2 separate regions of the Homo sapiens genome follow, and region 1 is linked to region 2. The links are chromatin loops, found by intact Hi-C in ENCODE. Cell type or tissue: heart right ventricle. All regions are shown on one strand. Each heading gives the region's core, and the rest is flanking DNA. Links, peaks and the distances in the headings are about the cores only. Region 1 overlaps RASSF3 (Ras association domain family member 3). Region 2 has its middle 40 kb from the start of RASSF3-DT.

Region 1 (5,374 bases), core at 232-5,231, 120 kb before region 2:
GCAGGATGCTGTGTGACCAGGTTTGGGGAACAAAATCTACAGATAGAAAGGCGAAGACCCTAGCATAGTGGGGCAAGACAGCAGCCCTCTGAGAAGAGAGGCACTTGCTGCTGTTTTGTACATCGGTCCTGCACCGGGCCTCACGGGCAGGGAGCCCCGCTTTAATCAGGCTTCCACACCTCACGGAGGGCTTCTTCCAGCTTCTGCCTGTAGGCTGTGTAGCGCCTCTTCAGGTTCTGCAGCTGTTCATCTTCTTCCTTGTCCAAGATGCGCAAGAAATTCTGTAGTTCTGGAAGGCTGAAGGCTTCCCACTGTCAGGAAACACAGAAAGAAAAATGCCAGATGTTTAATACTCAGTTAGACTTAGGAATGCTGACCAGGAGCTCCCAGAGGTGCGGCTGCCCTCCCCTCCCAGCCCCATGCCGCAGAAGGTGTGGTCTGCAAGAGCTGGGGTGTTGCCAGCCTAAGGGCTCCCTCCACTCCCACTCCCACCTCAGCTCACACCAATCACCTTCCTACCCTCTCCTCCCACTGTTCAAGACGATCTCCCTAAAAGCCAGAGACCTCCATATCCCTAAGTCTATTGGACACTTTCATTCCTTACCTGATTTGACCCCCAACAGCATTAAAAACAATTCGACAGTCCTTTCATCTTAACCTCGAGTCCTCATTGTAACTGACTTTCTTACCTCGCATAATCAGTCTTATCACCCCCAAACAGTTCTCCATTCAGCCTTTTCTCCCTCGGTACGGCCCCTTGGTGCTAGCTACTATCATCTATTCCTGCATCGCTGGAACAGCTTCCTACCTGGCCTCCTCACTCGGCTCTTATGCTCCCCCATCTGTTCCCCAAACAGAACATCCTTTGTAAAATGCTCATCTGGCCAAGACTCTCCCCTGCTTAGAACCATCCAATGGCTTCCCTTAGTTGCTGATGCTGTCTGAAAGACTCTAAACTCTCCGGCCCCATCTCTCTCTCACCGAGCTTCACTCTCTGCCCAAGTGGCACGCATTCTCCCCTCCTCCACTTTGCCTGGCTATGAACTACTCATCCTCCCCATCTCAGCTTAAATGCCACTTTCTCTAAGCAGCTTTCCACAACTTCCTCTCCTCTCTTCCCACCCAAGGCTAAGTGTATCAAAAGCCTTCACAGAGCCCCTGATCACAACCAAGATTTTTAAATTACAATTATTTGCTTAATATCTATCTCACCTGCACCTTACCTACACCACAGCTGCCGTACTTCTCGCTATTTGGAGTTTATCTCTTGCCTTGAGGCTCTGAGCCTTGTTTCCCTAACAGCTCCTAGTACTTATTTAGCAGGCACAAAATAAGTTTTTAGGCTGGGCATTGTGGCTCATGCCTATAATCCTAGCACTTTGGAATGCTTAGGCAGGAGGATCATTTGAGCCCAGAAGTTCAAGACCAGAAGTTCGAGACCAGCCTGGGCAAAATAGTGACACCAGGTCGCTACAAAAAATTTAAAAATTATCTGGCTGTGGCAGTACATTCCTGTAGTCCCAGTTACTTGGGAGGCTGAGGTAGGAGGATTGCTTGAGCCCGGGAGATTGAGGCTGCAGTGAGCCATGATTGCGCCACTGTACTCCAGCCTGGGTGACAGTGCAAGACCTAGTCTCTTTAAAAAGAAAAAAAAAAAAATTAAAACAGATTTTAAAAAATAGAAGCAGTGAATGTCAAGGAGGGTATCTAGCATCATCTACGAGGTTTTTTCCAAACACATCCTCCTCTCCCAAAGGGGGCCCTGGATCCTGGTGGAGAACTGCTGTCTGATGGTGTAGAGAAAAGATTCAAGATAACCAAATACAAACAAAGAGTGAAAAATAAGTAAATCCACCAAATGGGCTCAGTGGTAGAAGAATTCCTGGAGAACAGTTTAGGCTGGTTATTTAAAAAAAAAAAAAAAAAAAAGAGCAACATGGAGTAGGAGAGCAAAACTTCTACGTTAGAATATTCTGTTAATTTTTAAAATTTTAACAGATTATCTTTCACCTATGTTGAAGTCTCCAAAATAAAGACATCATATAAATATCCCTCCCACCCCCTAACAGCTATGGAAATTTCTTCCTCAGTTCAGTTTTCCTTAAATAACTGAGAAATAAGAACACCATACAGAGGTCCAGTACAGCAGTCTGGAACAATAAAACCCAATGTCAAGTCAATTTCAAAACTAAGTTAAGGCCAGGTGCAGTGGCTCATGCCTGTAATCCCAGCACTTTGGGAGGCTGAGGTGGGAGGATTGCTTGAGCCCAGGAGTTTGAGACCAGCTTGGGCAACGTAGTGAGACCCTATCTCTAATTATAATTAAAATACAATAAAATAACCAAGTTAATAAAATTCTTGCCCAATGTAGTTCTAGTTGCTACTTAAAACACTAAGTACAAGAAAAATAAAACACTGAGTAGACTATGCTAATGTGTCTGGCTTAAGCTGGCAGAGGGAATGGTCACCATCTGCAAAGCCAAGTCAGATTTCTGCACCCTGCCTTCTCCCCAAAATGAGTCTGAATGTCTTGAAAAGCTTCAAAACACCAGAATCAAAAGAAACTTCAAAAACATGTAAAACCACTGTCTTCCTAAAACTCCCTTCACTTACATGTATACATTTCTAATTGTGACTCAAAGCCCACCTTGTAAAGTGTTTAGTCCCACTTAACAGATTTTAAAACTGAGGGCTAAAAGATTAGAAGACTTATCCAAGGTCATGCTACTAATCTAACAAACAGTAGGAAACAGAGCCGTTTCCTAACTTTTAACCTAGAAACCCTATTCTCAATTGCACCATGTAGGACATTTCACACCATTTCCTGTTCCAGACAGAAGACTGGGACAGGAGCTTGGGATTTGCTCAAGTGTCATTTAAAGCTGACACTTGATCTAGAGGGCAGGCTCAAGTGCTTTTTTTCTTCTACTGAACTGGCTAAATACAATCCTCCCTGGAGACAACATGGCAAATGATGCACATGGAAACATAATTTCTTAATCAGTTGACTGGGCAAGGGGGAAAAAAAAGATGCTAGAAAGCTAAATGCCTTCCATGGTAAAGAGATCGAATTTCCTTTTATATCCCTTTAGAAGGGAATTAGCCTGGAGACTTTTGTTAGTAGCAAACACATGGTGAGTGTCAACTTTCAAAGTTCAGCTGGACTGGAGTATTTTGGAGGTGGGAAGGGGTGAAAATGACTCTCTGGATGGAGATCAAGTAAAAAAACTTTATTTTCTCCCACCTCTGAAAATGACAGACTAATAATATAAGGTTGTGAGAGAATGACATCATAGGCTAACTTTGGGTTCATTTCTGACAATTCAAAATCCCTCTCCCTCTCCCTGCCCTCCAACTCTCTTCTCTTCCCATCCCCCTGCCCTCCAACTCTCTTCTCTTCCCATCCCCCATCAATAGCCAAGTCACTAGGCTACTGCAATAAAATAGGGCCAGCTGTTCTGTATAGTTTAAAGCAATAGTGAACAATAACTTACCTCTCCAATTTCATGTTCACGAAGAACAAAACTAAGTGTGTCTGTTCTGGGCCCTGCTACCAAACGCAGGTAGAGTGGATGTTCCCGGTCTGAGAGCTTGCAGGCGTAGACTGGGTAAAGAAACAAGCAGCATGTTACAGAGTATTCAGCCATTCCTGAGACCACTTCCCCATTGTGATCCCCTCCTCCAGATCAAGGTAACCATCCAAGTTACCCCAGCCTCTAAGTCGCCAGTCGGCTCATCTTATTATTTAATACCAGTAGCCCACAGTGGAATAAAATCTATTCTGTTTCTGTTCAAATATAAACTGTGCCTTGATTAAGAAGGAAATTATTTTCAAGAATAAATTTTAATAGATATTAGTCCCAAAATATGCTTATAGTTAGCTCTGCTCTTCCTTTTAGAAAACAAGGTAAGAGCCAGGCATGGTGGCTCATGCCTGTAATCCCAATACTTTGGGAGGCCGAGGTGGGCGGGTCACCTGAGGCCAGCAGTTTGAGACCAGCCTGGCCAACATGGCAAAACCCTGTCTCTACTAAAAATACAAAAAATCAGCCGGGCGTGGTGGCGGGCACCTGTAATCCCAGCTACTTGGGAGGCCGAGGCAGGAGAATCACTCAAACCTGGGAGGTGGAGGTTGGAGTGAGCCGAGATCGTGCCATTGCGCTCCTGCCTGGGCAACAAGAGTGAAACTCTGTCTCAAAAAATAAATAAAATTTTTTTTAAATGAAAAAAAAAAGGCAAGATAAGAAACCTAAAAAAGGGTCCACTACTCCTTTAAAAACAATAAAAATAGGCCAGGCATAGTGGCTCGCACCTGTAATCCCAACACTTAAAGGCTGAGGCAGGAGGATCACTTGAGGCCTGGAGTTCGAGACCAGCCAGGGCAACATAGCAGGACCCTGGTCTCCAAAAAAAAAAAATTTTTTTTTCTAACTAGCCAGGCATAATGGGGCCCGCCTATAGTCCTAGCTACTTAGGAGGCTGAGGCAAGAGCATCACTTGAGCCCAGGAGTTCAAGGTTACAATGAGCTATGATCATGCCATGGTACTCCAGCCTAGGTGACAGAGTAAGACGCTGTCTCAAAAACCAAGGCCAGGCGTGGTGGCTCATACCTGTAATCCCAGCACTTTGGGAGGCCGAGACAGGCAGATTGCCTGGGGTCAGGAGTTTGAGACCAGCCTGGCCACCAACATGGTGAAACTCTGTCTCTACTAAAAATACAAAAGTTAGCTGGGCATGGTGGTGGGCACTTGTAATTGTAGCTACTTGGGAGGCTGAGGCAGGAGAATCACTGGAACCCAGGAGGCGGAGGTTGCAGTGAGCCGAGATTGTGCCACTGCACACCAGCCTGGGCAACAGAGCAAGACTCCGTCTCAAACAAACAAACAAAAAACAAATTTAAAAAAAAATGTATATACCATCCAAAGAACATAAAAACAAGAGTTCTAAAAGCAAATCTCTCTACAGATTAATTAAGAATTAGCGAGGCCAGGCGCGGTGGCTCACACCTGCAATCCCAGCACTTTGGGAGGCTGAGGCGGGCGGATCACAAGGTCAGGAGATCGAGACCATCCTAGCTAACACAGTGAAATCCCGTCTCTACTAAAAACACAAAAAAATTAGCCAGACGTGGTGGCGGGCGCCTGTAAGTCCCAGCTACTCGGGAGGCTGAGGCAGGAGAATGGCGTGAACCCGGGAGGTGGAGCTTGCAGTGAGCCAAGATTGCGCCACTGCACCTCCAGCCTGGGTGACAGAACGAGACTCCGTCTCAAAAAAAAAAAAAGAATTAGCGAATTAGCAGCTACAAACCAAGCAATCAGAATATAAGCTCCGGTAGCTTCAAGCACAGCTATATATGTCTCATGCTAGACACAC
Region 2 (5,374 bases), core at 304-5,303:
ACAAGTCTACAATTACAAACTGTGATCAGTGCCATGAAGGCAAAGTTCATGAAGCCATGGGAGGAATTAACCAGGTAACTAGGTCTAATCCCAGGTAAGGAGTAGCTTATGAACGTCATAACCTATGAATTCTAGGATTGGTGGAAGGCCCTTTGTCCTCCAGCTATCAGAAAGAAGAGAATAAAGTAAGTGATTCTGGCACCAGCAGAATCCCAAAATCACTGCTTGTCCCCACTGTCTATACCAGCAAGCCTTACTTTGTGTATGCAGCAACTCATAGCTGGGCATGGCCAAGCACTTGGGAACCTGGGAAGAGAGAGGAGACACCATATGGACAGAATTTGTTCCCCATTTAAATGTATGCATTGGAACAGCACAAAAAAAAAGTGTCACGAATCTCTCTGCAGAACTTTTACGATAGGGAGATAATTGCTGGAAATTACTGTATGGTGCTGTTAACACCAGATCAGAAGAGGCTGCCAAGCTTGGCTTCCTCCCACCCCCATGGCAGCCAAAAAACACAGGTGTCTTAAAGAAAAAAAAGTACAAAGGAGAATGCTGAATGATCAGGAAGCTTATGTGTGCTGAAGCCTCAGCCCAGCCCAGCACATCTCCAGACAGATGTCACTGAACCCACTTTCTCCTTTGCTGCCAGGTCATAACAAGGCTTCCTGATTGTGCTCACTGGTGTGGGTTTGAGGATCATGTTCTCGTTTCCTGTGGCCAGGTAGCCTCATGATTCTCTGAAGTCCATGTCCTGAAAAAGCGACAGCCCCTCTTCTTTGTCTAAGGATCGCAGGGCCTGGCATCTGCAGTGTGTCATTATAATGCACCAACCTGGGCAAGCTTGGAGACAAACTATCATTCTTTTATTTTTGTTTTTATTTTTATTTTTATTTTTTTGAGATGGAGTTTTGCTCTTGTTGCCCAGGTTGGAGTGTAATGGCGCGATCTCGGCTCTCTGTAACCTCCACCTCCCAAGCAATTCTCCTGCCTCAGCCTCCCAAGTAGCTGGATTACAGGCGCCCGCGACCACACCCGGCTGATTTTTGTATTTTTAGTAGAGATGGGGTTTCACCATGTTGGCCAGGCTAGTCTTGAACTCCTGACCTCAGGTGGTCCACCCATCTCGGCCTCCCAAAGTTCTAGGATTACAGGCATGAGCCACTGCGTCTGGCCTTTAGACACTTTTTATCCAAAAATCTGGCTTGCCAGATGACTTGAGTCCCCCAAGGTTAAGAAGTGTCTCCAGTTCGTCCTCTGGAGCAGGGTAGGACACTTCACGGAGCCACGCTGAGATGACAGAACCCTCATGTTTTCAGTGCTACCCAAAAAGCTCGTGAGAAATGCTGCAACTGACATTAATCCAAAAGCAGCTTCGATTCTTTTGGGTATTGTTCATATACGATAGGAGGGATGGGGTGGGGGAAACGCAGGCAGCTAAACAGCTCTTAGAAAGACAATTTTTCCCTTTGTTTTTGGCTGCTGGATAGAAGTATATTTCAATTTTCTAGTCAGCAAGTTAAGCCAGCTGCACACACAGTGGCTTGACAAAGAAGGAGGCTAGTATGAAAAAATATTAAAATGCAAAACACATTTCAGAGGCAGCCTTCTCCTCAAATTGCGTGGTCACAGGGAGAATTCATAAATCAGAAATGAGGTCAAGTGTTGGTGTTGAGTTCAGCTCTGTTTGTCCCTTGATATTATTATTATGATGCCCAGATGAGAAATATAAAGGAGAGAAGGCCAAGCGAAAACATCTGTCCTCCTAATCCATCAGCTGCAAAACATCAGTTTTAGGACAGCACCAAAATAAGCATTCCAAGAGAAGAAATCTGTATAATCAGCATCGGCCCATTTTTTAATTAAATCAGTCATTTACAAAGACACACCCTTGGTTTGGGGTTCAGGTTTCAAAAGAAAATAGTACATCCAGAAATCTATGCTCTAAAGCTTGTGAACTTTATAGGCCAAAGTCTGAGTGAGCCAAGGTCAAATCTGAAACAGCCAAGGCGGAAGGTAGAGTGAGCCACAGTTGTTCACAAGCTTAAGGGGTGAGGAGAAGAAAGTCAAATACATTATAGGCAGACCCGATATTTTTAGTGGGCTGTTTGTCCCCTAAAGATGTTTTTGTTGTTGTTGTTGTTTTGAGACAGAGTTTCACTCTTGCTGCCCAGGCTGGAGTGCAGTGGCACGGCCTCGGCTCACTGCAATCTCCGCCTCCCCGGTTCAAGCAGTTCTCCTGCCTCAGCCTCCCAAGTAGCTGGGATTACAGGCATGCGCCACCATGCCTGGCTAATTTTGTATTTTTAGTAGAAACAAGGTTTCTTCATGTTGGTCAGGCTGATCTTGAACTCCCAATCTCAAGTGATCTGCCCGCCCCGGCCTCCCAAAGTGCTGGGATTACAGGCGTGAGCCACTGCGCCCAGCTTAAAGATGTATTTTTAAGTTGCTTACTTGAAAAGACCTAGGAATACATTTCCTCATAAGAACAATGACTTTAAGATACTCGTATTCTTGGATCAGCCCACAGAATTCCATTAGGGACAGTGTAACTAAAAATCACCTCTGGTCACCCTAACATCCCCAAGGGAGATGGAGCTGGGAGGAACTGGTTGTAACTCATGGCAACGTTCGGGAGAGATTTTAGCAGCCAGGTGGGAAGGGGCCAACACCACAGGTGTGGAGTTTGTGCACTGCACAAAGCAGCTGGCTGGAGGCCAAGAAGAGGCTGAAATCCAGCCTGCCCTCTACCAGCCAAGCTGAGGCTGCAGCGTAGGGCTGTGTCAGCTGGAGCAGGGGCCTTTTTCTAACTTGTGCAAAGAGCTCTGGCCCAGATAAGCTCTAGAGGTTCCAATAGTTACAGCAAAGCATGGCTTTTCTAGAAGAGAGTATCAGTCCGGGAGAGGCAAGAGAGAAGCTGCCATTTACACACACATTTGTATGTCTGGGTCACTGAGCACTTGAGTGGGTTTACACTTGGCCCAGCCAAAACCTCTTCTTGCAGCCAAGCTTAGTCCTCTCCAAATTTTCTCATACTACTTTGAGACTCCCTAGTTGACCTGGCTACTTCAGTGAGAGGATGGCAATTAAAAGTGAACTCATGGCTGGGCACAGTGGCTCACGCCTGTAATCCCAACACTTTGGGAGGCCGAGGCAGGTGGATCACAAGGTCAGGAGTTCGAGACCAGCCTGGCTAACATGGTGAAACCCTGTCTCTACTAAAATAATACAAAAATTAGCTGGGCATGATGGCTTGTGCCTGTAATCTCTGTTACTTGGGAGGCTGAGGCAGGAGAATTGCTTGAACCAGGGAGGCGGAGGTTGCAGTGAGCCAAGATCATGCCACTGCACTCCAGCCTGGGTGACAGAGTGAGACTCTGTCTCAAAAAAAAAAAAGTGAACTCAGAAAAGGCTTATTACACCTTAGGGCTGGGGTTGGTGGGTGAATGAGAAGAAGATACCTCTGGAAATTTTCAGTAGAACCGAACCCCACCAAACAGACTGGGGAGTGCCTGACTGCAGCTCCTGCTGTGGTGGAATCCAGAAACTGTTCGGAGACAGAGGAAGGGGAAGAAGGAATTGCCGCCACATGGTGTGTTGGGGCCGTGAGGAAAGGGAGCTGCAGGAAATGGCCCCACCCAACTTGAATGAGGATGAATGATCCTTATCAAGGCCTCTGTTGTAATAGAAGAAAGGCAAACAAATGGTTCAAATAAACAATTTTCTGATATATATATGTTTTACCACACACTCTCACAAGTTTAAAAAACCAAACAAGCGGCCAGGCATGATGGCTCACGCCTGTAATCCCAGCTCTTTGGGAGGCCAAGGCAGGTGGATCATCTGAGGTCAGGAGTTCAAGACTAGCCTGGCCAACATGGTGAAACCCCTGTCTCTACTAAAAATACAAAAATTAGCTGGGTATGGTGGCCCACGCCTGTAATCCCAGCTTCTCAGGAGGCTGAGGCAGGAAAATCACTTGAAGCCAGGAGGCAGAGGTTGCAGTGAGCCAAGATCGCGCCACTGCACTCCAGCCTGGGCAACAGAGCGAGACTCCATCTCAAAAAAACAAAAAACAAACAAATAAAAACCAAACAAGCAAACACAGACACCACGGACACATGCATGCCTCAGGATGTGAGGAGAAAGATGTGGGGGTCTATGTAAACACTCTCTTCTATCCAGCCTCCAACTCGAGTTAGAGCAACAGCAGTAGCTTCACCCTGCCCGATGGAAAGGCTGTGTCTCCCATTACGCCTGCCTGGGCAGCAGGGACAGATGTGGACACCCCACAGCCCAGCAGTGCACGCTCTGCAGAGGCAGCTCTGGTGTGTGGAGCCACATCTCCCAGGCCAGTAGCTCCATCAGTGCGACTTGTGAGACTCTTATCAGGGAACAGGACGTTAGCAGTTGCAGTTCCAAAGTGTATTATTCAGGGCATGTCAACTGTCGTAGGGAATCCCAAAATCCTAGTCTTCATGCTGTAGCCCACTGTGGCTGAGCCGTCACTCAGGGCCAGGCTCCTTCCACCTCATGGCTGTGTCACTGTTAGTTTCCCAAAGATGTCTCTGTTCGGTCAGTGGAGAGGAGAGAGAATAACGATTGTGCAGGAGAGGTTTGAGGGGCCAGGGCTGAGAGTGGCCAGCAGCATTTCCACTCACATTTCATTGGCTGGAACACAGTTACTGGCCACACTTAACACAAGGGAGGCTGGGGAAGAGAATGTAGCTGTGTGCCCAGGAACCAGAGGAGATGATGGGTATGGTATTTGTTTGTGACCCCCAGGTAGGAGATTCCTTCCATTCCTTTGTATCTGCACTTGTTCAGGTAAGAGAGTTGCTGCTGTGACTGTGACTGATAAAGGCAGGGCCAGGAACCAGGGTGTAACTATCATCCTCTTATGTTCAGGCAAAATGTCACCCAGGGCCTCCCACGGGGCATTGGTGTGGTCACCCACGCCTTTGTCTCCCAGCCTGGCTCCTGCAACAGGTTTCCTCTAACCAGGCCTCTTTTGAAATTGATCTGCCCCAACAGTTGCAAACCCCAGCTGCTCCTTTACTTCCTCCACCAGTAGCAAGAGAATCAATTATCCCTGCCCTCAGTGAACCACCGCGTTTGCTGATCTGCCAAAGGATAGGATTCAAGGTCTCAGCCTTGCCCACAAAGCTACACTTAATCTGGACCTAATCGCTTCAGCAATTGCTTTTTGCCCTCGGTCCCCACCTGGCAACAACAAAAACACCACCTCAGAGTTTTAGGAATCTAGAAACCCTACCCCTCAGGGGAGACAGGGACAGGCATGCATAATAACTTCCATTTGTGTAGAATGGTGAGGAAAGTAAATGCTCACCATCTTTAAGGCTGAGTCTCA

What was found. A loop is a pair of places that touch in the nucleus more often than their neighbours do. Peaks named below come from ENCODE experiments on the same cell type or tissue, not always from the same donor. Only the 100,000 strongest peaks of a DNase experiment are listed, where the experiment ranks them.
Region 1: a loop joins it to region 2, with 4 times the contacts of the local background. A loop is called at or near these places in 35 of 110 quality-filtered maps.

What each region holds. Positions count from the first base shown.
Region 1 is chr12:64,689,700-64,695,073 of GRCh38, reverse strand. It overlaps RASSF3 (Ras association domain family member 3), which reads right to left. Exons shown (of 5, transcript NM_178169.4): 4 at 3,495-3,604; 5 at 1-311. The coding sequence ends at 162. Among named protein-coding and RNA genes, the nearest start is that of GNS, 67 kb to the left of the region's middle. RefSeq lists a silencer at 591-885. In heart right ventricle, for the core only: no CTCF peak of the experiment used is centred there; no DNase peak of the experiment used is centred there; H3K27ac peaks cover 591 bases.
Region 2 is chr12:64,566,741-64,572,114 of GRCh38, reverse strand. It overlaps a transcript of RASSF3 not described here. Among named protein-coding and RNA genes, the nearest start is that of RASSF3-DT, 40 kb to the left of the region's middle. In heart right ventricle, for the core only: a CTCF peak has its summit at 2,763; a DNase peak (open chromatin) is centred at 2,624; H3K27ac peaks cover 3,315 bases.